Linked DNA regions of Mus musculus: region 1 is linked to region 2. The links are chromatin loops, found by intact Hi-C in ENCODE. Cell type or tissue: heart. All regions are shown on one strand. Each heading gives the region's core, and the rest is flanking DNA. Links, peaks and the distances in the headings are about the cores only. Region 1 overlaps Igf1os (a long non-coding RNA gene). Region 2 has its middle 130 kb from the start of Pah.

The links. Peaks named below come from ENCODE experiments on the same cell type or tissue, not always from the same donor. Only the 100,000 strongest peaks of a DNase experiment are listed, where the experiment ranks them.
Region 1: a loop joins it to region 2, with 2.8 times the contacts of the local background. A loop is called at or near these places in 5 of 42 quality-filtered maps.

The regions. Positions count from the first base shown.
Region 1 is chr10:87,847,138-87,858,767 of GRCm38, forward strand. All of the region lies in intron 1 of Igf1os (a long non-coding RNA gene), which reads right to left. It also overlaps a transcript of Igf1 not described here. Among named protein-coding and RNA genes, the nearest start is that of Igf1, 6.1 kb to the right of the region's middle. In heart, for the core only: a CTCF peak has its summit at 7,455 (motif pointing right); no DNase peak of the experiment used is centred there; H3K4me3 peaks cover 133 bases; H3K27ac peaks cover 3,051 bases.
Region 2 is chr10:87,644,137-87,655,766 of GRCm38, forward strand. No RefSeq gene overlaps it. Among named protein-coding and RNA genes, the nearest start is that of Pah, 130 kb to the left of the region's middle. In heart, for the core only: a CTCF peak has its summit at 5,143 (motif pointing right); no DNase peak of the experiment used is centred there.

The DNA.
Region 1 (11,630 bases), core at 3,366-11,365, 200 kb after region 2:
AACCACATTCTTCTTAATGGAAGACATTGTAAAATGTAAGCAATAAAACAGTGCACCTTTTCCTTGAAGGTGGGGGACATTAAAGAGTCTCATTTCCCACTAGCCTGTTACTCAGTGGTAGTATTGAGAGGACACACATCTGAAATTTGCCTTCCATACCTTCAGCCCTCCTGATGAAGACCATCAATTGGACACTAGAAAGTTCTATGCTGCTCTGAGGGGCAGGAGAGAAGAACCCAGGATGAAAATATAATCCCCTAGACACTCTTCATTGTTCATTTCTTTCTTCTTCTTTCTCTTTCTCAGTGCCCTCCTTACTTTTTGCTTGGTTTACTTTAAAAAAAAAAGTACACTTACTTAACTGGAAGAATGAGAATTAACATTATAATCCCAAGGATATCAAATGTCGAGTGTGTCTCTGACTCAATTTCTAAAGTCACACATCCTGGCCAAGGCAAAAGCTGCTCTGTACCCTGCAAAGAGAGTACATCGGGAAGACATACTCAGTTTCTTTACATGATTACTCACAGACCCAATACCACTAGGTTTCTCCATGGACTGTAAAATGGGTAACATAGGTAAACCTCACACACGACTTTGTCATGTAACATTTGTTTAAGTAAGTCAATGATAGGCCCACTTAAAGTGATGCTGGAGTTCAGGGCTCCCATGCACTCCAGCCTGGCCTTTCTTGCTCACTTTGTGGACTGGACGAACTTGCATGATCCTAGGTTACTACAAGGAGTTATTCTTCAGGTGGTATAGATTAGTGGCTATCAAGGGAAGAAGTTTGCTCTTCTTTAGGGTGACCCCAACTTCAGCACAAATGGACTATCCCAGCAATGAGCCATGTCCTCCAGCTATTCATTAACTTCATGGCTTTCCCCTCATAGCAAAAATTCCCCAGGGTAGGACAAATGCAGTGCTGGCACTGCCGTGCTTGTGACCTAGGAGCCACCGTGGAAATGTTATCTATTAACTGCAGAAAAGCACAGGGATGGCCGCTGGTGCAGAACAGGGATGACTGTCATTAGACAATTCTCTGTGACCTCACTTAGCATCTGTTCTGGGTTTATTCCTCCCACTGTAAAGATTCCATTCAGTGTCCCGGGCCTTTGGGTTTTATGTTATGCTTGTTTTATATTGGGTGCTAAGGGTCATTTGGTTGCTCTGTTGGGCTTGTTCTGAAGGGCAGCACCTGGCAAACTGTCAATGCTTTCATTTGCATTATCTGCAAAATCCCCTGGAGTGAGAGGTTTGGTAAAGGCCAGGTGTTGGGAGGCTTGACCTTAAAAACCCCTTGCTAAGAACAGAGGCTCCCACTTAGAAGCCTCGGGTTTCTCCCAACTCTGTAAATACTACAATCATCTCAGGATGTCTCTTGCTTTGCCAACAAGTGGAGTGAGATTAACAACCCTGGCACCTTGCAGAAGAGTTCACCAAGGCCAGGATGTGGGATCACTACCTTGATGGAAGCCCAAGTGGAGAGAAAGCCTGCCAGTTGGGTTGGCAGGGCTTTGACTCCAATAGGATCCAAATGTGAAGTCACCCTTTTCCTTGAGAAGAATCAGGGATGTGAAGCCAGGGTTGATTAAATGGGGCCAGTTCAGCGAGTACTTATTAGACAGGGAAAGAAAGAAAAGGAAGAAGTGGGGTACAGAGGGACCCCAAAAGTACCTGGCTTCTTCAGCCTTACAAAATCCAGGCATCAAAACGAAGATGGTGTTTGCTCTCAAGCCTAGCTCTCTAAGAACTGGGTTAGTCATCAAGTGAGAAGCATTAAAGCCCACGTGTCTAAACAAAGCTTATCTAAGTCGCATTGGAGATGTCAGCAGGATGCTACTTAGCACTGAAGTTGCTTGACTGTAGCTCTTCATACCTAAAGCTCCAAGAAGACTACACTGCAGAAAGCCCATCTTTTGTTCCTACCAGAAAAGCATAAGTGCTTTCCTAGTTTAAGTCCAGCTTTGACTGAGCTTCCTCCTTCTGCAAAGTAAATGTCTAATTGTACTCCTCGGGCTTCATGCTTTGTTTCAGTAGAGGCAGACCAGTCTGCAAGAAAGTCTGTCTGGACCTGTACCAACTAGATCACACTATATATCAGACCAACCTGAACTTAAATCTGGGGACTGTAATTTACTATCCATACATTAGCAAAGGCACTTAAGTTCTCCTTACTCTCCTAATGTACCTCACAGCTATCTTGAGAGTGTCATATATTCCTAGAACTAAGGCACTAAGCCTTTTTAAGTAAAAATGAAAATAGAATATTCCATTAAAGTACATGAGATCATTAAATGAGATCATTAAAGTAAGACAAAAGAAAAAATTGGATATAACATATACTCGATAGTAGTAGCAGTTATATATCATCATTCACTGACCAATTCTATTGGCCAGCCATTAAATACCTAGAAGTATACTCAGAGCTAGGTATATGTGATAAATGGTGACAACATAGCTGTGCAGATGCTATACTGGGACTAGCAACAGATGAGGCTATTGAGGAAGAGTATGCTTTTAAAGTTAAGAGGCGGACTTAAACAGGCCAAAGGACTTTGAGGACCCATCTCATGTCCCTGCAGTGTGAGACTCATGAACAGAACATATTAGGAAAATGCTCCAGCAATGGCCATTGGCTGGATTGCTTGGGGGAAGACTGGTTTAAAAAGAGAAAAAAGAATTCCACACAGTAATGAGGCATTCATTAATCCAATGGAGGATGAGGGAGAAAAGTAGAAAGGAAGGGGGTGGGTCTTAAGGACATTGGAAGGGAATGGAAGTATATGGTGATGCCTGCTGAGTAATTGTGTAGTGTTGTCACAGAAGCAAGCCAAGATCTCACCCTTGGAGAGGTCCAGAGTCCTTGAAGAACAAAAAGGAACACTGAGAAAATAAGTATGCACCTATACAAATGGATACATACACTAGAAGTTGAGTTGACCTTGATAACAGAGAGTGTGCATAGCACCTAGCACTAGAAAATGATGTTTTTAATAAATGCTGTAGTAGCTGCTCAATGAAAAAGAAATCAGAGATCGCAGAACAGCATTATAAATGTTTTTTTAATCTCTTATCACTCTGCTACTCAAAGTGTTATGACACCAACAAGACCAAGCACCCTCTGAAGGCAAAGGGTGTACAAATGTCTGTCTTCATCGGGCCTCACCCCAAACACAACCTGGGCTTGATTAGGCCTGAAATTTCTCTCCACTGATCCAAACAACAGATTGCACCGTGAGGTAATGAACACACTTCGTCTCATCTAGAAAAACACAGCGCAGATGGTTAAGTAGGTGCTTGTGTGCGTGTGTTTGAGTGGTGTGAAGGTGCGTGTGCGCTTTATGTATATTTATTTCCTTCTGCAGAAAAAAAAAAATCCAAAACACTTTCACCAGTAAACAGCACCTTTGTAAAATGGTAATGGCATGGTGAAGGTAAGGGCTGGAAGAGAACATCCTTTGAGCCATAATCAAGCAGCAGTCTGTGAGCCAGCCAACCATTTGAAGAAAAAGAACAGCACAGATAAAAGCGTAAAATTGAAAAACGTGGACCATTCACTTGAGATTTCTTCTTTGTAACTTGAGAAAGATTCATAGTCTCATGGTTCAGTTTTAGTGAGGCTCAGTGAGGGTATCTTTGGCAAGCCATTGGTGATGTGGTTAATTCCATGTCAGCTCACCTGCTTAGTCAGATGTCCTTTAAATGTTACTATATTTTTTAAGTTTATTAATTTTCATTTAGTGTGTGTGTAAGCACTTTTGTATGTGTGTGTCACACACTAATATGAAAGCTTGCCTACATAAGCATATACATGTGTGTGCTGACAAACTTAAGGGGACTGATTGTCTACCTTATGGTTCCTGGAGCTACAACTCAGGTTGTCAGGAAGGGCAGCAAGCACCTTCACCTGCTGATCTATCTCACTGGCTTTCCTGTGATTGTTTTGTTTTTTCTTTTAAGTATTAATATATAAATCAGATTCTTAGTAAAGTTGATTTCTATTCATGATGTGGCTATGCCTTACCCAGTTGATTAAAGAGTCACTAGAGAGTAATTGGCCTCCTTAGATGAAAAAGAAGGAATTGTGATATCAAACTGCTTTTATTTGGTGAGCAATTTATCCTTGGCTTTCTAGCCCACTGGTCTACCTATAGATTTCCGCTCTCCAACCCACTACATCTGTGTAAGTCAGTTCCTTAAAAGGGAAAAACTACATGCATATATTATACTTCTCTAAGGAATCTTGACTAATGCAAATGTGCTTAAAATTTTATTAAATCAATATTAAATAATTAATATTCATTCTCTGAAAGAAGCTGAGGCTGTAAGGTGGAAAAATGTATATTGTAAGTACACATGTGTCTTAAGGAGTTGATTCAAGGTTCAAGGAAAGATATAAAGGGACTATACAGTCCCGGGTAGCAGCCTCATCTCACACATCACCCCAACAATTGAAATCTCTCATTCTTATGTGTCTCTGCTCATACTCCCAGTGCCTGACACAGCCTGCATTGTGCTTCAGCTTAGAAGTGAGCTCATGCTTCAAGAGTATATTGCTTACAAAGTGGCTTATTACCAAAGGCCCCAGTGGATACAAAGTATCCTCTTTAATTGAGTACTAAAACATTTATCCATGCACGGGACCCCTACAGGAAGTAGTCTAAAGGGTTCCCAAGAGCCTCCTTGATTTTTTTTTAAGTGAGGCTGGAGGCCATGTTTCCTGTCTCAGAGAGCACGATAAAACCTCCTCAGCCATGTGAAGAAGTGGAACGAGCTGACAATCCTGCTTCCTGGACACTTCAGGGCTTTCCTAGGAATTAGACCCTTTATCGCAATTCTTAAATTATTATCAAGTCTAACGCTCTCATGTTTCCATAAAAATCTGTTTCCCAAAACATAAGCGTTGCAGGCAAATTTTTCAAAATGGAATCTCTGTGAGGACTAAGGAGTGATCAGTCAGTGCGTCAGCTGTCCTCCAGGCTGCTGAAACCAAACTGGATAATAACGTACACTGTGTTATGGTAAATCTTAATTATCAGCAGGATTGGCTATGGAGTCAGCAGAGACATGCCTCAGGGAGGGTCTCTGAGGGCATTTCCAGGAGGACTATCTGAGAGAAGAAGACCCTTCACCTCAATGGGGGACATCTTCCACAGGTAGCCCAATTCCTCCAGAGAGGTAACGTTGCCTTGCCTGCTTGCCTCTGCTTCCTGGTTGTGAGGACATCTATTTTGTAAATGTCCCTGTTGCTGCCATCCTTCATAATACCAGAATCTAACTTTTCCAGCATTTCAATATGGACTGGATACCAGCAGCTCTACAGAAATCCTGCAGCTTTCAGTACCAAACTAAGGTTGCGTCCAGCCAAGTGGGCTGTGGAGTCGTAGGATTCTCAGTTTCTCAAGTTTCAGGTGGCCGCTGTTAGATTACCTACGCTCTATCGTATAAGCCAATCTAGTGCCCCCCTCTAGTATGTGTTGATTCTATCAATTCTGTCCTTCTAACCCCCCCAAGTAACACAGTCCATGACTGCATAGGTTTTTGTGGGGTTGGTTTGTTTGTTTGTTTGTTTTTGTTTTTGCTTTTGTTTTTGTTTTAAGCTCTATGTTGATCCCAGGGATCAATGTACAAGAGAAACAGGAAGGACTGAGACTATTCTCCAGTCATTCAAGGAAGCTGCCAAGGAGAGAGAGGAGAAAGGGACACTGTGACCGTGGTGACAGCCTCATCTCCTATATCATCCCAACCCCTGGAACTCACCTTACCCATGCCTGGAATAGCACTTGTTGTGTTCCAACTTGGAAATGAGCTTGTGCTTCAACCCCTAACTCAATTCCAGCTTGTTAAAACATCTCTAGATCCTTCCAAAGACTGATTCCAAACATTAGTGAGACTAACAGAGATCTAACCTATCTAGAATGTAATTAACCTATTTACAGGGTGCTATTTTTTTTAAACATCCGTGGCCTTTGTTATCAGCATTTGTCTTGTAACTGCATTTGCTTTCCCAACACAATAACATGTCATGCGGCATGACACTCAACTGCTACACTTCCACACTTCATCCATGTGCTGTCCTAACTATTAAACATTCATAGTTTCATGAAACTATGAATGCTATGTATATAGCATTCATATACATACATATATATTGTTCTTTTGAGACTTGGGTATGTATACTTAATATTCAATTTCAAATTATTTAAGGTCAAATTAAGAAAGGCATAAAATACATACTTCTTTTTTCTCATAGGCAGACTCTGGATTTAAGTGTGTGTGTCTCTCTCTCTGTGTGTGTGTGTGTGTGTGTGTGTGTGTGTGTGTGTGATGAAACAAGAAAGGGAGAGGAAGAGAAGATCTGAAAGAAGAGGGAAGAGACCAATGGAAAGCATGTGACATGAAAGTGGAAGAAAAAGCTATTTAAGGCCAAGAGAGGAGCAGATGTGGGCAGAGAGGCCAGAGGGAGGCGAATAAGAACAAATTGTAATGATGTCTAGTAGAGAAAACCCATAGTGAAGCCCACTACTTTGTATACTAACTTTAAAAATAAAATAAATTAGTTCCTAGAAAATAATAATGTGTTTATTCTAAATGCAGCATCCCTTCTCTTAAATAGGAGTTCTTAAAATCAGATGCCTAAAACAAGCCTTGTAAATTATAATAATGTTAAACATTAATATTAATAATATAAAACCTTGTTATTGAATTCTGGCTAGAAACTACCACCTCTAAAAACTTTGGGTTTGAGGTCTTCTGTCCCTTTGTTAGTAAAGGGAGAAGCAAGATGGGGGGGAGGTGTTCAAAACAACCAGGGTCAGATTGAAACTTTCTTCTTGGTAGATTCGGGATAGAAAGAGGGTTAAAAATGGAATCACGTCTGTATTTAGTGAGTCTTTGACTGCAGGTGTTCTAACCCACATTTTGAAAACCGAGGTGTCAGAAACTATGAGGAGTACACAAGACTGAATCAAGCTCCACTCGGGAGCATCTAAATTTAGGTTTCATGTAATACATCATTTTTCCATCCAGCGATCCTTACACCCCGTGTCATTTTTTTTTTTTTTTGTATTAATAAAATGAGAAACCTGGCCATTTTACTCAGTGGCTTTATGCTGTTAAAAAATATTTTACTTTTGCTATCATTTATCCTTTGTACTCTGATTCGTTTAACGCTGTGTTTTAAGCTCATACCAGGAGACTAGACATGAAGAAGTCATCGCGTAAGTTTATGGTATTTCTTTCCCCCTGAACACCTCTCCCCTTTTAAATGATAGTGAGGTGAATATATGCATCTTTATTTTAAAATGTTTAATTAAAGATATGCACAGCTTATGCTCGAGTCTAGGACTGTTCAACCCTCCCCCAACACAAACACACATACACAAACACACAAACACACACAAAACACACACACTCTATCAGACACATGCCCAATAAAGATTGAAGTGGCAGTTTCCCAAATGCCCACAAGAGGGCGCGCTTTTCTAAATTCCCAAGGAAAGAGCCCCGAGGTGGGTTCTAGCCCGAGGTTTGGAATTGGTGTATCCTTGCCCACTTTCAATCTAGACAAGTACCATGAACTCTCAAATTCTCTCTCTCTCTCTCTCTCTCTCTCTCTCTCTCTCTCTCTCTCTCTCTCTCTCTCTCTCTCTCTCTCTCTCTCTTTCTCCCTCCCTCCCTCCCTCCCTCCCTCCCTCCCTCCCTCTCTCTCTCTCTCTTTCTCCCTCCCCCCCTCCCTCCCTCTCCCTCTCTCTCTCTCTCTCTCTCTCTCTCTCTCTCTCTCTCTCTCTCTCTCTCTCTCTCTCTCTCTCTCTCTCCCAGCCCACACTTGCCCCTTGCGGTGACACCTCATCTACCACCACTAAGACTGTTTTGCTCACAAACCCACATCAATTTGGTTTCTGTTTCCAGTGTTTGTCCTTTTGACATTTTAGCAGAAATCACATCCAAGTTTGATGTTGAGAAGAAACACCGATTTCTTCAGTGAACGGATTTGTCGTCCCCTTTCCCCCTGGGAAAGACGTTCCTTCAAGCAGTTACAGCAGTTCCCCGAGATAGAATATGGCTTTCTAGGATCAACAGGAAGGAGGCTCTGGGCAGGAGCTGTGAAGAACCTAGCAGGTCTCCTCTCTTTAGCACATTGTGTTTTGTGATACATCCCTTTCCTCTAAGATCAATGTTATGTATGCATGCTCTCCACATGTGGTGGAGACATTGGATCTCAGTCCAGAAAACCTGACCCACAAAGAGGGACACCAGTGTTACCAAATTCTCTGCCTGGTGGCCTCTGGGGATGCCAGAGCCCCTTTCCTCCAACTCTCCACCCAGACCTTCTCTTCTCCCCTCCCCCTCCACCCTGCTCTCTCTTGGCCCTAAACAATCCATCCTTCTGCTTTCAATTCAGATGTGTTCTACTATTTACTTTTTCTTCTTTCTCCCTGTCTTCTCTTTCCCTCCTCTGTAATATTCGCCACGCGCATGCGCACATACACGCACCACTAACAATGTTAGCAACTACATTAAAGACATATTATTAATATGCCCAACAGTACAACATGACCTTTGAAGGTGACCCCTCTCTACGGAACACAGAGGAGCTGGGGATAAGGCTCCAGCAGAAAGGCCAGGGAACCAGGGAATGGCTCGTTTTCTGCGACTCTCAGCCAACCTTCGCTTTCTGAAAATGAACAAGTTCATTTTCTTTCTTCCTTCCTTTCTTTTTTAAAAGAAAGGTGTCAGAAGTCTTCTGAAGCTGTGGCTTTATGCAAATACACCGCTCAAGTAGAAGGCTCGAGGGGAGAGTTATTTATAACCAACAGGCATTGCACACGCAAAAGGTGAAACTGTGGATCCAAGTCTCCAGAGTGGATGCTCTCACGATGAGCACATCTTTGCAGCTAGCTATTTTTGTGGCACACAGTTCCCATATCTGTTAGATTCCTTTTCCAGACAGGCAACTGTAGAAGCATTCTCTAATTTCAGAATGACCATGGATATTCGTCTCCAGTGGGATTTTTCCTGGCCTGAGCTCTCCCTCAGACCCTTCCTGCTGTACCTCTTGCTTTCTCTCCTAAACAGGCACAGTGCCCATAGTTCAAGGTCCCCTTCATCTTTACATTTACACCTGGAATCTACAAAGAAAATGGACATTTCCCCAGGAATTATTGACCCCTGCTTCGTTGCTAGCTCACCCTCCCTGCTAATAAAGACCACTCCCCAGCTTGAAATTCATGGCAATCACTTCAGGAAATTGCTCCCCACCCCCACACGGAAACCGATAGTTCACCTCAGAGTGTGGCCACAGCACAGCTAATGGCAATTACGGTGCACTGAAATTCAGTTTGCTTTGATCGGGACATCGACTGGGACATAAGTTAAAAGTCAATTATCCTTTAAGGGTGACTGGGGTGATAAACCCAAGTGATTCGCTGTGTTGGCACTGATGGGGTGCAGTATCTCATGGGATGACGTGTTCAGTCCTCAAAGCAGCCCTTGAGATGAAGCAATGGAGGGTTCAGTCACCTGTGCTGTGTACTGCAGAGCATCACGGCTCAGCACGGCACAGCATAACTATATGGCAGGACATGCCAGTACAGTGGCACAGTATAACGTGGCACAGCACAAAGCATTGCACAGCACAGCACAGCGCCCAGAAAGCACAATAGTCAGAGTCACAAACATGGAGAAATGCAGTAAGCTTCTAGAATGTACCAAGACAAAGTCTGCTACAATTGCATTGGAAAGAGGTGATTCAAAGCACTAACTTACACGAAAGGCGCCCAGAAGTAGATGAGGGTGCCTAGCCGGGACCCAGTTCTCCAGACTTAAAAACCAAGGACCTGGAAACTCTCAACTGAGAAAGACTTGAAAACAGGAGGTCTTTGGTTTCATACAATGTTCTCATCAAGGTCCTAAAGAGGAGGGGATGAACTATTTACTGTTTATTCTGTCCCTTGTCCCTCTCCCTGTCCCTCTCCCTCCATCTCCCTCTGCCTCCTTCCCCTTCCCCCATCTCCCTCCATCTCTCCTTCCCCCTCCCCCTCCCCCCCCTCTCACACACACACACACACACACACACACACACACACACACCATCTCCATAAGTTGTCATAAATCAAGCACTCAATGATAGCCTGTTAGTGGAAGCCTTGGGTTACTGTATGTGCAAGGGATTGCCCACAACTGCAGATATGGCAGGACCACCTGATGATGCCACACTTCTGTGTGTTCTCAGAGTCAGTCCTACCCACAGGAACTTCCCAGCCCCGTGCCCTTCACATAGCATTCTCTCCTTCCCCATCTCCATTTCCAAAAAGCTTTCACTTCCTGCCTCCCTGAGAGACTGCGGCCCCCTCCCACCACTCATAAGTCTTCACGCTTCAGATACTCAACAGACGTCAGGAACGTGTGTCTCTCCCTGCCTGTTGCATGCTCCTTTTTGCTTTACCAGAGGTGTGTCTAATCAAGTACATAGTAGGTGCTGTCATCACATGATTCCTTCATCAAGTGATACCTAGCATCACCCACCACTGGAACAGTCTCACACCAGGTTTCTAATGTTCCTGTCTGAAAGGTAAACACTGCTGTGAAGTATTGACCACACAGAGGGTTGGAAAGAGCCCAAGCCCCTTGCAAAACCAAACTGGTTTCATTTGAGGACAATCACCACATCCCCAAGCAGGTTTCTATCCATGGGGCAGCGTAAAGAGGCAGTGTAGAGTTTCCAACTGGCCTCTGTCTCCACCGATGTGTCAGTACCTTCAAATCCCCCTGAGAGTCCGAGAGAGTAAGAGACTGAGGCAAGTCTGGCTCATTTCCATCTCCCCTGGGAAAGCACACCTGGAGAGATATCCGTGGAAAGCATGCAGCGTCTAATCTGGGCTTTTGTAACCTTCTTTCATAATTCACTTTCTTATCTACTGCCTCTGAAAGACCACTGAGAAATAGGTACAAACCGTATCAACAGAAGATCAGAACTCCATTCCCTGTGGCAAAGGCGAGTTTATACATTATAAATAGCAGAAGCAGCCGGCTTGAACCATGCTGCCAGCCACTTACCCAGTTGAGGGATTTGAATGACATCATAACCCTGGAGAGAGTATTGCTAGCCAGCTGGTATTATTTGGAATACACACTCAGACACAGACACAGACAGACACACACACTTACACACACACACATATGCATGCATGCACACATACACACAACTGTGTCTCACACACACACACACACACTCATTTATAGAGAACAATACAGCCAACGGGAAACAGTGTGTGCCTCCCATACTGCTTCCTTGGGGTCAAGGAGGTGACAGGCATCCAGCTTTGTTGAAAACTAGGATCATTTTATTTTTCAATCCATCCCAGATCTCAGCATAGCCTGATTCTCTGCACAAAGCATGACACAGTGTCCTGACAGGAGCCAGCCCACTGCTGCCTGGCCATCTATAGGTTTTAGGAAATGAGATCATTCCCCTTGCCTGGCAACTAGGACAAGGGTCACTCTATCCCCTCCACCTCCCCTTCCCCTGAGAGCTGCCTTTCGATCTAGTTTACCCTGGTCATTTCAGGGTTAACAGCATTGTGCTTCCTGGAGATAGTCTCTTCTTCCTTTTTTTGTTTTTTTTT
Region 2 (11,630 bases), core at 1,776-9,775:
GCCAGACCTCAGTTTGGATATTTTTTCTCCTCTACTAACCAGGTCATCCTGTTTGTTTATTTTAATAGTGTTTCCCTTTCCCAAACACTTAAGAATAGTAACATGTACCATTAAGCTGTAAAACTTATCTGAATACATCAAATGCTCCTTCATACAAGCAAATGATAAATAGGTACCAGATTAACCTTATAGGCAAATAACTTTATAGGCAAGTGATCATTGAATTATCCTTTAAAAATTAAACATGGCCATGTTGTACAGTAGAACACAAGTAGTTAGGGGTATTGTAGAGGTTATACTAAAGCAATGAAAAATCTCTGGAGAATTAATAATGACGAAACAGATTTGATTATGGTAATCAGTACCAAACTAATGGGCAACTATCAATCTAAAAACAGATTTCTGGGGCTACATATCTGCCAGTTATGTGCACGAAGATATGGGATATGTGTTATCAGATATATGGGTAGCTAGAGGCTAGGAATAAAATGAAAAGGTAACAGAATCAATGAATATCTTCTCAGATGAAATATGGTGAGAATGGCTAGAGTTCCTTCACATGGCTCCAAACAAATAAACTAAAAGGACAAGGACAATACAACATTGGATGGGCAACAGTGGTTTAAGGATGTGAAGGATCCGTGGGGTATTTAGAAATACAGTTTGTTAAGAAAGCTAAAGGCAATACAGATTAATTTTATATAAAAAATGATTCCACAATACAATGGAAGAATAGAATTTGAGGTTGTTTTCCAAACCAACTAGGGATCTAGACTAATTATTGATAGTACTAAATTAATTTTACATATTGACATATGATGTGAAGTACTGAAAATGTTTGTTCCCCCAAAAAGAAAATTCTAACTGAAGACTGTAGATTGCTCTCAGAAACTGCATATAAAGAAAGGACAGATGTCATGTTTCCCAAACAGGTGATGCATTCCACCATTGCCTTGCAGATAAATAATGGTGGAATTAAAATACATTATGCAAATAATATTTGATTATAGGCCACATAATGGAGCTTTGGTAAACAAAAGGGAATGCACAGTGCAGTGATTGTACAACATTACGGTATAGTTCAAAAATCTCTATTATTTACTACTACTGTAGTCCCTTCATGGTACAGCACAGTACATTGCCACGATGGCACAACCGAACTTACCACTCAGTCTACTCCATAAACAGAACAGCAATGCAATTATAAATAACACACAGTATTTGATCATTTGTACAATATCTCTATTGTTACTTCCAGATTCTAAATATGCCTAGCTATACAAAATACTTACCATCCTTTTGTAATTGCTTATAAGATGTAATGATACAGAAATGTATTATAGATGGTTATAGCCTAGGCTACATCATCTAATGTAATGGGCTATATTGTCCAAGTTCAGGTAGCACAAGCTATAACATTTGCACAATGATCAATCACTAATGATGCAACCTCAGCACATAGTCCCATCAATAAGAGATGTATCACTTACATAAATATAGTTAATACAGTTAATAAAACACAATTCATATGTATTAGAAGGAAACCAAAACATGTCGACCTATGGTTTGGCAGATACCATTGCTCAGCTGGAAATTAAAATAAAGGGGATTAAGTGGAATATATTTGTTTCGTTAAGTGTGTGGCACAACCCATATCCCAACCATAATATGTGGGCAATGCTGGTGCCTATAGCAGACTGGATGTCCAAATAGTCCCTGTTACAGCTTCGGTGTAAAATATCCTCCCCAGACCCCGCAGCTGGCAATGCTGCTTTGCAAGTTTGTAGAAACTTCAGGACTAGCCCCTGGCTGGAAGAAGTGAGTTTCTAGGGTACTGACCCTGAAGTTCACAGCTCAGTCGCCATGCTTCCCTTGAATTGATGGACTGTGCCTTCAATCCATGAGTTAGAAAACATCCCACTTTCCTTAAGCTGCCGCTTGCTGGGGCTTTGGCTACAGCAAAGAGAAAAGTAGCTGACATAGCTTCTGATGGAGGAAATTATAATCAGGAAAAACCTTTTGAAAAAGGTTTCAGCTTAATCTGTGGTTAATTTCCTCAACACACAGTTCAAAGATAAAAGAGGCCACTACATGGATTAGGAACAAGTTCACAAACTAAGATTGGAGCACCAGCAAGAAGGCGCATGGTGGTGGGGGTGGGGTGGGGCTGGGGTGGGGGTGGGGTGGGGGTGGGGAATGGGATACCAAACAGAGTTCGGTTTATTGAATAAATAGACTCAGTGACAGTCAGACCCTCTCGGGTCCTATATGTCCAAGTTCTGTGTTAAAATTAATGGAGTGAAGCAACTTTCAGTCCTTTAGCTTTAAGAGACCCAGTTGTTTAGTTTGTTTTATTTTGGAGAGTTCTGGGCAGAAAACAAGACGTCAGTGCCAGAGATGCCCGGGCTCCTGTGCGGCTGGACTTGGTAATGACTGCCTTCGAGGCATTCATTTCAGCTAAGAGCCACCATCCCTGTCTCCAGCTGAGACCCATCAAGGTGAGCTCATCACCCCATTCATTTCCATCTTATTTCATGTGGAAAAGAAGACTGTGTTCCCCAACGATAGAAATGGGATGTCGATACAGAATAAAACTTGCTCATAAAAGAGAAGGAAAATTATGTCCCCGGGCCACTGGTTCCTTTACTATCTGTGCTAATAAATTTGAAGCCCTGGGAAAGTTCATTCAGATGTCTGAACTTCATGTCTCTTAACACTGAACATGAGAATGATGGTGCTAATCACCATAGCTCCTAGCAGGACAATGATTATAACATACAGTATAATCACCACGTAACAGGAGCCTGTTTGTTCCCATGTATTTTCATGGATGCCATTCTTTTTATGAAGATTATTGTTTATGTTGCTAATGGAATCTCAGTAGTGATACCTCAGATGGATTCTTCCAACAGCTAACTCATACAGCAGACATTTCTTAAGTTGACTGTAAAGCCAAGTACAGCAGCAGAGCACAATGATCTTCCCTATTCAGGGAACTCAGGATTCGGGGCTTAATAGGGATACAGTTGTATTCTTTAGGTACCTAGCCACTGATGTCATCAAGTATATCCACATGATGTAATCCCATCTAAACATTCTCTAGGTTTCTGGCTAACACCAATCTCCAGGAAGGCAGATACCATGCTTATATTATTTATGACTGTATTCTCTCTCTTTAGCATAGAGTCTGTCATATAAAGAGGATTCCATAAGTCAAGTATTAGTGGAGTGAAAGAAGAAATCCACGCAACAGTGAAACTTGCCCAAAACATAGTTTGAATGGCACCATCTCACAACTAGAGAAGTACAAGTAGAGTATGCTGGGCATTGTGGGTAATCATTCACTGGGTAATGAAATACTAATTCACTAAGTAAACTGCTTGAAGGTGCAAACTTATGTTTCTATTCAGTCTTAGAGCAACAGATAGGAGAGTAAAAGAAAGCACGAGTAATAAATAATACTTAGGGTTGTAAGAACACCAGTAAATCCCATCCATATACATGTTACCATGAGGCAGGCTGTGCAGGCACTACTTGTCATCATGGAGAGACCATGACTGGGCATGATCGGTAAGGCAGCATGCATATCACTTCCTCTGTCCTCATCTTCAGAGATCTTCCTTAGAAGAACTGATTAATTGTAACTCTGTCTTGTTTTCACATTCTTGTCTAGCTCTAGAAACTGCCAGTCCATCCAAGGTATGGTCTTTGCCTCTTTTCATTCCTGTGTTCTTTAGAACTGACTTGTGCATAGGCAGGAGGCTATGTGTTTTTGTTTGTTTGTTTGTTTGTTTTTATAAATAGACAGAAGGGCAATTTTTATCAACAGTCAGAAAGGAAATGTTCCAAAGTTTATGAGCAAATTTGAAGAGATGGGCTCATGGAATAAGTCTTAGATAGAGTTGAACTGTGGTAGAGAAAGAAGGGGAGAACAGAGTGCAAGGGACACACGGACCCGAGAGAAGACTGTCCACCCTGCTGGAGGCGTCACATGGCTTCCTGGTGCTTTGCAGGATCCTCCAGGCCTCGGCACCACTGACAAGAAGTTTGGATTCAGTCATCATCCAGTCATTTCATTCTAAGTTTTAGCTCTACTACAGAACATGATCTCCAGTGAACAAAGCAGAAAAATCAGAGCCTATGTGTCAAGGCGTCTATCATATAGGGTCCTCGGGTAAGTGCTTTCTTCTGTTTCTGTCAATAGCAATTGCCCAGCAAGTAACATGGCATCTTTGGAGGACAGGAGAGTTCAGTGGTCAGCAGTGTCCAGGTAATAAGTTCTACACAGCTTTCCATATCTCTATGGAAGCTTTAGTAACTCTGTTACTGTGGTGGGACCAGGAGGTGGCTAGTATCACGTTGTAGAGTGTCCTTCTAGCCCATTCTCCTGTGTGGATGAAGGTATTGCAGGGTACACTTCACAGACTGCTCTGCTATATCAGAAGCATCATCTTAGGTCTTCATGTTTAAGAACCTTTCTAGTTCAGAGGGCCCATAAGACTCTTATTTTCTATATTAGATATTTTCTTTATTTACATTTTCAATGTTATCTCTTTTTCTAGTTTCCTCTCCTAAAATCCCCTATCCACTCCCCCTCCCCCTGCTCCCCAACCCACCCATTCCAGATTTCTGGCCCTGGCATTCCCTTATATATCTTGCAAGAACAAGAGCCTCTCCTCCCATTGATGACTAGGCCATCCTCTGCTACATATGCAACTAGAGACATGAGTCCCACCATGTGTTTTCTTTGATTGGTGGTTTAGTCCCAGGGAGCTCTGGGGGTACTGGTTAGTTCATATTGTTGTTCCTCCTATAGGGCTGCAAACACCTTCAGCTCCTTGGGTACTTTCTCTAGTTCCTTCAATGTGAACCCTGTGCTCTGTCCAATGGATGACCGTGAGCATCTACTTCTGTATTTGCCAGGCACTGGCAGAGCCTCTCAGGAGAGAGCTATATCAGGCTCCTGTCAGCAAATCTTGTTGGCATCTGCAATAGTGTCTGAGTTTGGTGGTTTTTTATGGGGTGGATCCCCAGGTGGGGCAGTCTTAGAGACGTTTCTCTCTTGTCTTAATCATCTCTTCTTCCAGCTGCCTTTATCATAAATGCTCCTTGAGGTCCAGGCCTTCTTGTTTTGCACACTAGAGGGTAGTGTTGAGCCTCTTTAGAAATTCCTGCACTTGGGACAGAGGGGGGAAAAATCTGATGGATTACCCTTTCTTTTTTTGTAAATCAAAGAGGGCTAAGGGCCCAACAGCTGCTTCTCTTATATAAAAACCACCCTGATGGGCAGGATTTTGCACATAATCCCTGAATCCAGAAGTTCTTGAAAGCCATAGTTCATCTTCTCTTCTAAAATGTCTCTACTTCCATACCTAAAGGACTAAGCCCTCAAGTTGCATTTCTACAGGCTTGTGACTGGAAGCAACCCGGGGAGGGGAGGAAAGAGAGAGAGAGAGAGACAGAGAGAGACAGAGAGAGACTGAGAGAGACAGAGAGACAGAGAGAGACAGAGAGAGACAGAGAGAGACAGAGAGACAGAGAGAGAGACAGAGACAGAGAGACAGAGAGACAGAGAGACAGAGACAGAGACAGACAGACAGACAGACAGACAGAGACAGGCAGGCAGGCAGGCAGACTTTCCTTGTTTTGCTCTACATGAAGTATAACGGTGGGTGAAATAGAGTGGAAACTGATAAACTCCGTTGTATACAAGCTTCTGCATGAACACAAGTGTTTCTTTAACTATACCCAACTCTAGCCATTCTGCCTCTATCTCCGGTTCAAGAGTCTGTGCAAACTCCCTTTGGATAACCTTACATGTAGGCTCACCTACAACAGTCCTAGTTTATGTCTTTTCCTGTGGCATTCATTAATAGTCTTTTCATACACTTCCGTACAAGTCCCAGCTTGATCTATCAATTACATGACAACCAAGCTCTGAGTCAAATACGTTGGATCTGGACTCCAGCTATACTGTTCACAAGCTGTGTGACCTTGGGCAAGTCATTCATTCTCTCTGGGTTTCAGTTTTGTTCTAATGTTGGTATGATCGTAAGAATGAAATTAGTCCAGTCCTACTTAAAGAATGGCTGGCACATATTTAACCCCTCAAAAGGAGCAGCAGTTGAAATGGACTCCCAGGAAGATTCACAGTGACTGGTGTGGGCAACATTGGTGTGAGAAACCATGAGAGCCGAGGGTCAATTCTATGGAGAAAGAAATCAAAAGTGGCCATTCCTCCTTGAGTGTTTACAGCAGTAAACCTAGTGTCATTGTCACCAGCAGTTTGTAAGAAATGCAGATTCCCTGGCCCAGTCCCAGGTGCTGGGAATCAGAATCTTGAGTACAGTACCCAATAAGTTCTCTATTACTCAGGTCTTCTGGGAAACTTAACATACACTACAAACATTGAGAACCACGGAATGGATGCTTGGCAGCAAACAGGCTACACTGACTGGAGACAGGTATTGTCAAATCTTTTGTCTTCTAAGAAGAGAAAGACCTGTGGAGAAGTCCTAACCAGCAACAGGAGAACCTAATTAACAGTGCAAGTTCATGGCCACCATATTCTAGAGGCCCTGAGTTAAGCGTGGCTTTCCTTGGTGAAAGCTTACCCTAGAAGTGATGAGTGCTGGCTCGAGTCCAGATGTGCTTCACACCTGGATTTTGCTTGCTATTAAAAAAAAGACATTAAACAAAAATGACTATATGTGTATGTTCTGATTGTCTTGTTTCCCTTAAACATTCAGAAAGACTTGTCATCTCTGTGTGACTCTGCCACTGAGCCACAGGTGACTGAACACAAGCAAATCTGCTTGCCAACTGAGAGTGTACACAGCTTTGTATTGTCCCCATGAAGCTAGCCACATGGCTATTCCCATGTGACCTATCCTTTCCCTTTCCAACTGGTGACCCGAGTGCTTTCTCCTGCCATCAGAAGAAAGAAGGCCAGGGAGTTTGGATGGTTGGTTCTAGGCACGTGGCCCCAGCTCTCAGCATTCTTCTGTATGTGGAGAGAGGGCAGTTCCTGGATCTTATGAGCCAGGTCTCGGAGGACAAAGCCTTTTTGCAGAGCCTGTAGGCTGGCTTTCCTGGAATTCACATGCTCTCCTAGGATCTGAAGCCACCTAAGACATGGCTTAAAAAGCCAGCATTGTCAATTTGTCTCCCTTGTGCATTCACTGACCTGTGGCTTGCGTATTGGCCTCATGAATCCAATGTGTGTAAACCCATTTCTTTTTTCCTCGCCTTTCCCACTTCCTCCTGATGCTCAAGTAGGTGGCTTCTTTAAGGCCATGGTCATCCGTCTTGCACGAGATATAGAAAGTGACCATTCATGGGACGTGCAGCCTCAAGGTCTAGAAGTGGCTCCATTGAGTCGTCTCTTCAGAGTCTATACTATGTTTTAGGGACAAGGCATATGACCGAAAAGCGACCCTAAGCAAGAGATATGTGGTTTGTGTATTAACTGGAATTACATAAAGCAGTTATCCAAAACTAACACAATCCATAAAGTGTTTAGGGTGATGTAAAGAAGGAGGGATACAAAGTGGAAACCTCTGGGGTAGTTCACATAGAAGGGCATGGGATACATGTCAGGTGTGTCCACATCATCTGGAGTAGGGAGGGGGGAATGAAGGATGATATAAAGACTTATGGACTTAGAAAAAAAATAGAGGTGAGATTTCATGGTGACAAAAAGCAGTAAGTTATGACAAATGATGTGAAAGACCAAAAGTGCCAGTCCCATGTTTTTGGTGGCACAGTAATGCATCAATATAATTAGGCTTCATAATTAGGTTTCAAAGGACACCAAGATCATTCCTTTTGTGTAAACACCATTCATCCAAAAGGACGGGAAAGCCCTGGCCTGGAGTCCCTCTAATCTTATACTTAATTGACATTCCATCCCCTCTCCCAATTTTGTGCTTCTTTTTCTTCCTTCTCTTTATCTCATTGTCTGTGTATTCTTTCCTTGCTCTATCCCAAACCCATTTCAATATGCTGCTCACAAACTATACAAATAGCTACAGATCAAAAGACATCCAGGATAAAAACCTCCATCGCTGTGCAAAGAGAATTCAGGGGATAAAACCAAATGCCTGAGAAAAAAAAGTTTTTAAAGTAATAAGTCCTTGTCAGATTCCAATCAGCCTGGCCTCCCCACGGAGAGCTACAGGCACACCTACCCCATTCCAAAAGGCATGAGCAAAATCCCCCAGAGCTCCTCTCTTCCTGCTGTACTTTTTCTTTTGACCATTGCTGTCAAATCAGTTTTCTCATGTCATTTTAGCACCAGGCCTGGTGCATTTCTCCGTATAGTAAAAGCTAATGAGCCGTATGGCTTTTGGCAGGATCCGGCAATATACATGCTCCATTTGGAGCAGAGCAAGCCCTTGGAGTCTGTAGCTGTGTGAGCAACCTCAGGCTGTCTCCTGTGCTTCATGGGTCTGTAAATACCATAACTGTGGTCACCGTGAAGAATTATTAATATTCCAGAAGCCTGCTTTGACCCTACCCCCTACAGAGCAGGCTCTACTAACACACAGCTTCGCATTGGATCCCATCCAGTTGGAATTTATGAGTGGAAGCGGCAGACAGCCCATGTTGAAGCAAAGTCCCACCTTCGGCTGGCTCTCCAGCTCAGACCCCAAGGACATCACAGTATTTGATGAACTCAGAATGCATTTATTGGGCGCCTAACATGTGCTAAGCCTAGGTTTAGATGCCAGAGATATAGAGATGACAAAGCCCCATTCCCAGGGCCAAGAGAAAGTGATATTTGCTAAGGGGAGAGGGAAATATAAACCAGGTTTTATGTGCTAGCAAGTTTTGGGCATAGTCTTTGGTAAAACTTAGAGAAGAGTATCCATTCTTTCATTGTGTCCCTGTGAACTCTTGGTACTTACAGTGTGGCCCTCAGGCCAGCAGCTGCACCTGGAGCAGTTTAGCAATAAATCCCTGCAGCCTAATCCAAACTAGGGCTTCTAGAATGTAGGGAAACTTTAAAAAAAATCAGATATTCCCACTTATAATTTTAAGTACCAGGAGAGTCCTCTTAAAGTATCTGTTCTTGGGCTCCATCCTTATCAACTCTTGCATGATAGGTCTGAAGACTGCTTCAGAAGCCCTCTGGACACATCTGATGAAGCTGTTTTGTGGGCTGCCATTTCTGAACCAGTTTCTTCCTTGTTTCTCCAACTTGGTTGAATTCAGAATCACCGGAGAGGTTTTCCAAACTGCCCATCCTGAGCCATGAAACCAGAATCCCAGGGGTGGAATCCTTATCTGTAATTGTAAAGCTTTTTTTCAGGTGCCTAATATGGGAAGACTTCTTTTCTAAACCAGCACTGCCAGAATAGCAACCGTAAGACTTTGTTAGGCATTTCCCCAAATGCTTGGTCTTCCCCTAAGGATACTTTCTGGGGAGAATGTAGATACTTTAGGAAGTGGGGCATAGCTAGAGAAGTAGGTCACTAGGAGTGAGAATATTATCCTTGGGTTTGTACTGTCTCCCTCTCTGCTCCCAATGGTCACATACACAGTGAACAACTTTCCTCTACTACTGCACAATCCCTCTGCCATGATGTTCTCCCAAAGCCAGGGGACCAAACAACCACATTCTGAACCCTCTGAAACAACGTGCCAAAAAAATAAGTCCTTCTCTAGGTTGGTTCTGACAGGCATTCTGGTCACAGTAGCACAAAAAGTAATGAAAACAGAGTCACCAGTCACACTCCCAAGCCCGACCTGTGGACTCCGATTCTGCGGGTCCAAGACCTCAATTTGAAGAGCAGCATTCAAAACACTTTTTACAAGCTCAGCAGAACCCTAGTAATTCCAGTAGAACACCAGTGATTTGGAAATGAGACAGCTCTAGGGCTGGACCCTACCATTCCTGGCCCTACCCAAGATATTTGTCTTTGTCAAGCGGTAGAGCAAAGCTGCCTTGGGACCCTGTGCATACTTAGAGTAGACAGATTGAAAACGTACAGTCTCATAGGTAAATATTCTTAGTTTTTCTGGTCCTAGCTTGGATTCGCATCCTTGGGCTGGGATCATTCTCTGCTTGTTTTTCAAGGTAGATGGTCCTACCCACACGAACTTTCTGAGAATTCTGCTTCTTCCAAGACAGCAGTATTTTCTCACCATCTGGGGCTCAAGCCATAATGGATTTCTTTCATTTTCTCTAGTGAGTCATCTTTCTTTTGCCTCTGTCATTTGCACAAGCTGTTCTTTTTGCTTAGAATGTTCTTTTTTCCCTCCTCCCTCTGCAAGTTTTTTCTCCAAGACAGACCTCCCTACACCCCAAATGAGATCCTATTCTCTGTGGTATGTTAGTAATTAATATACCTCGGACCCTTCCTTCCTTTCATCAAACTGGTCACAGTTTGAAATTATGGACTGTGTTAATATCTGGACAATTATGCCACCCAATTCTGATTTAGATCGACCACATCTTTTACTCAGAAGCAGATTCCAGTCATTCATTTACTCAGAAGCAGATTCCAGTCACTCAGAAATCAGTTGGGACTCAGAGTAAATATGAAGCCACTCCTGTCAGGCCTGGGAGCTGGGACATCTTGCATCTTCTCACCATCTCACCCGAGATGATTGTCCACTTGCCCCAACAGGTTCCAGCCACATCCCTTCTACCAACATTGATCAGCTCTAGCTGAGTCATCTCTGCAGGTGCCACTTCATCATGACCCACTCACAGGCTTTCAGCAGTGTCAGCTCATCTGAGCCCCTGCTTCATATCCAGGAATGACCATGAGCAACGCCACTATCCTGACCCATTGTCTGAGCCCTTAGGGATCCTTCTTTCTGATACTGTTCTAGAACTGACCTGAGAATCCCCAAATTGTTCAGTCTCCAAACTCTAATAAGCTGCCAATGTTATTTTCAATGCTGTAATATCCCATGACTGTCATATATAAAATGTAAGTAAAAATACAAATTTCAAAACATTGATGGAGCATGAAATGAAATCATTTGCATCCATAGTACATAACTGGTCTATATTTAGACACATGAAATAAATCAGTGTTACTGCTTTTGATTGCTGAGTTAGAAGTAATATTCGATAATAATATTAAATGTGTTAACTGTTGGTCCTACAGCTTGATAGTACATCCAGGTTTGGAGAATAGTGCTGATTTTCATTTCTAAAATTGCATAAAGTGGCTAAAGAGTTAAGATCATTTGTACTGATCCCATGCCCTGATATGTCCTCTGTCTTCAGGTTGAGAAACTGTGCCTGTGGCTCCATCCTGAAAGCATATACTTTGGGACTGCTATAGGAATGTTAGGCATCCCTTCTTGTTTATTTTCCCTTTAAACAGACTCTGTAAAGCAAGCTAGAATGCAGATCTTTAATGTGGAAGTTACTCCTATCCAGGCATAGAAATACCAGGACATTCAGCCCATTTATTTTGTGGCAAAGAATCTGAAATATGTCAAGGCTGTGCTCCCAGAATTATGGAGTAGGTGCAAGGAGTAGGGAAAGAGAATGTCAGTGTGTATTATATCTCACCAGAAGACATAGAGAGAGTGGCAAGAAGGGAAACACATACATCTACTCTACAAATCACTGAGCAACTTATGTGCCAATGACTGCATTTGGCACG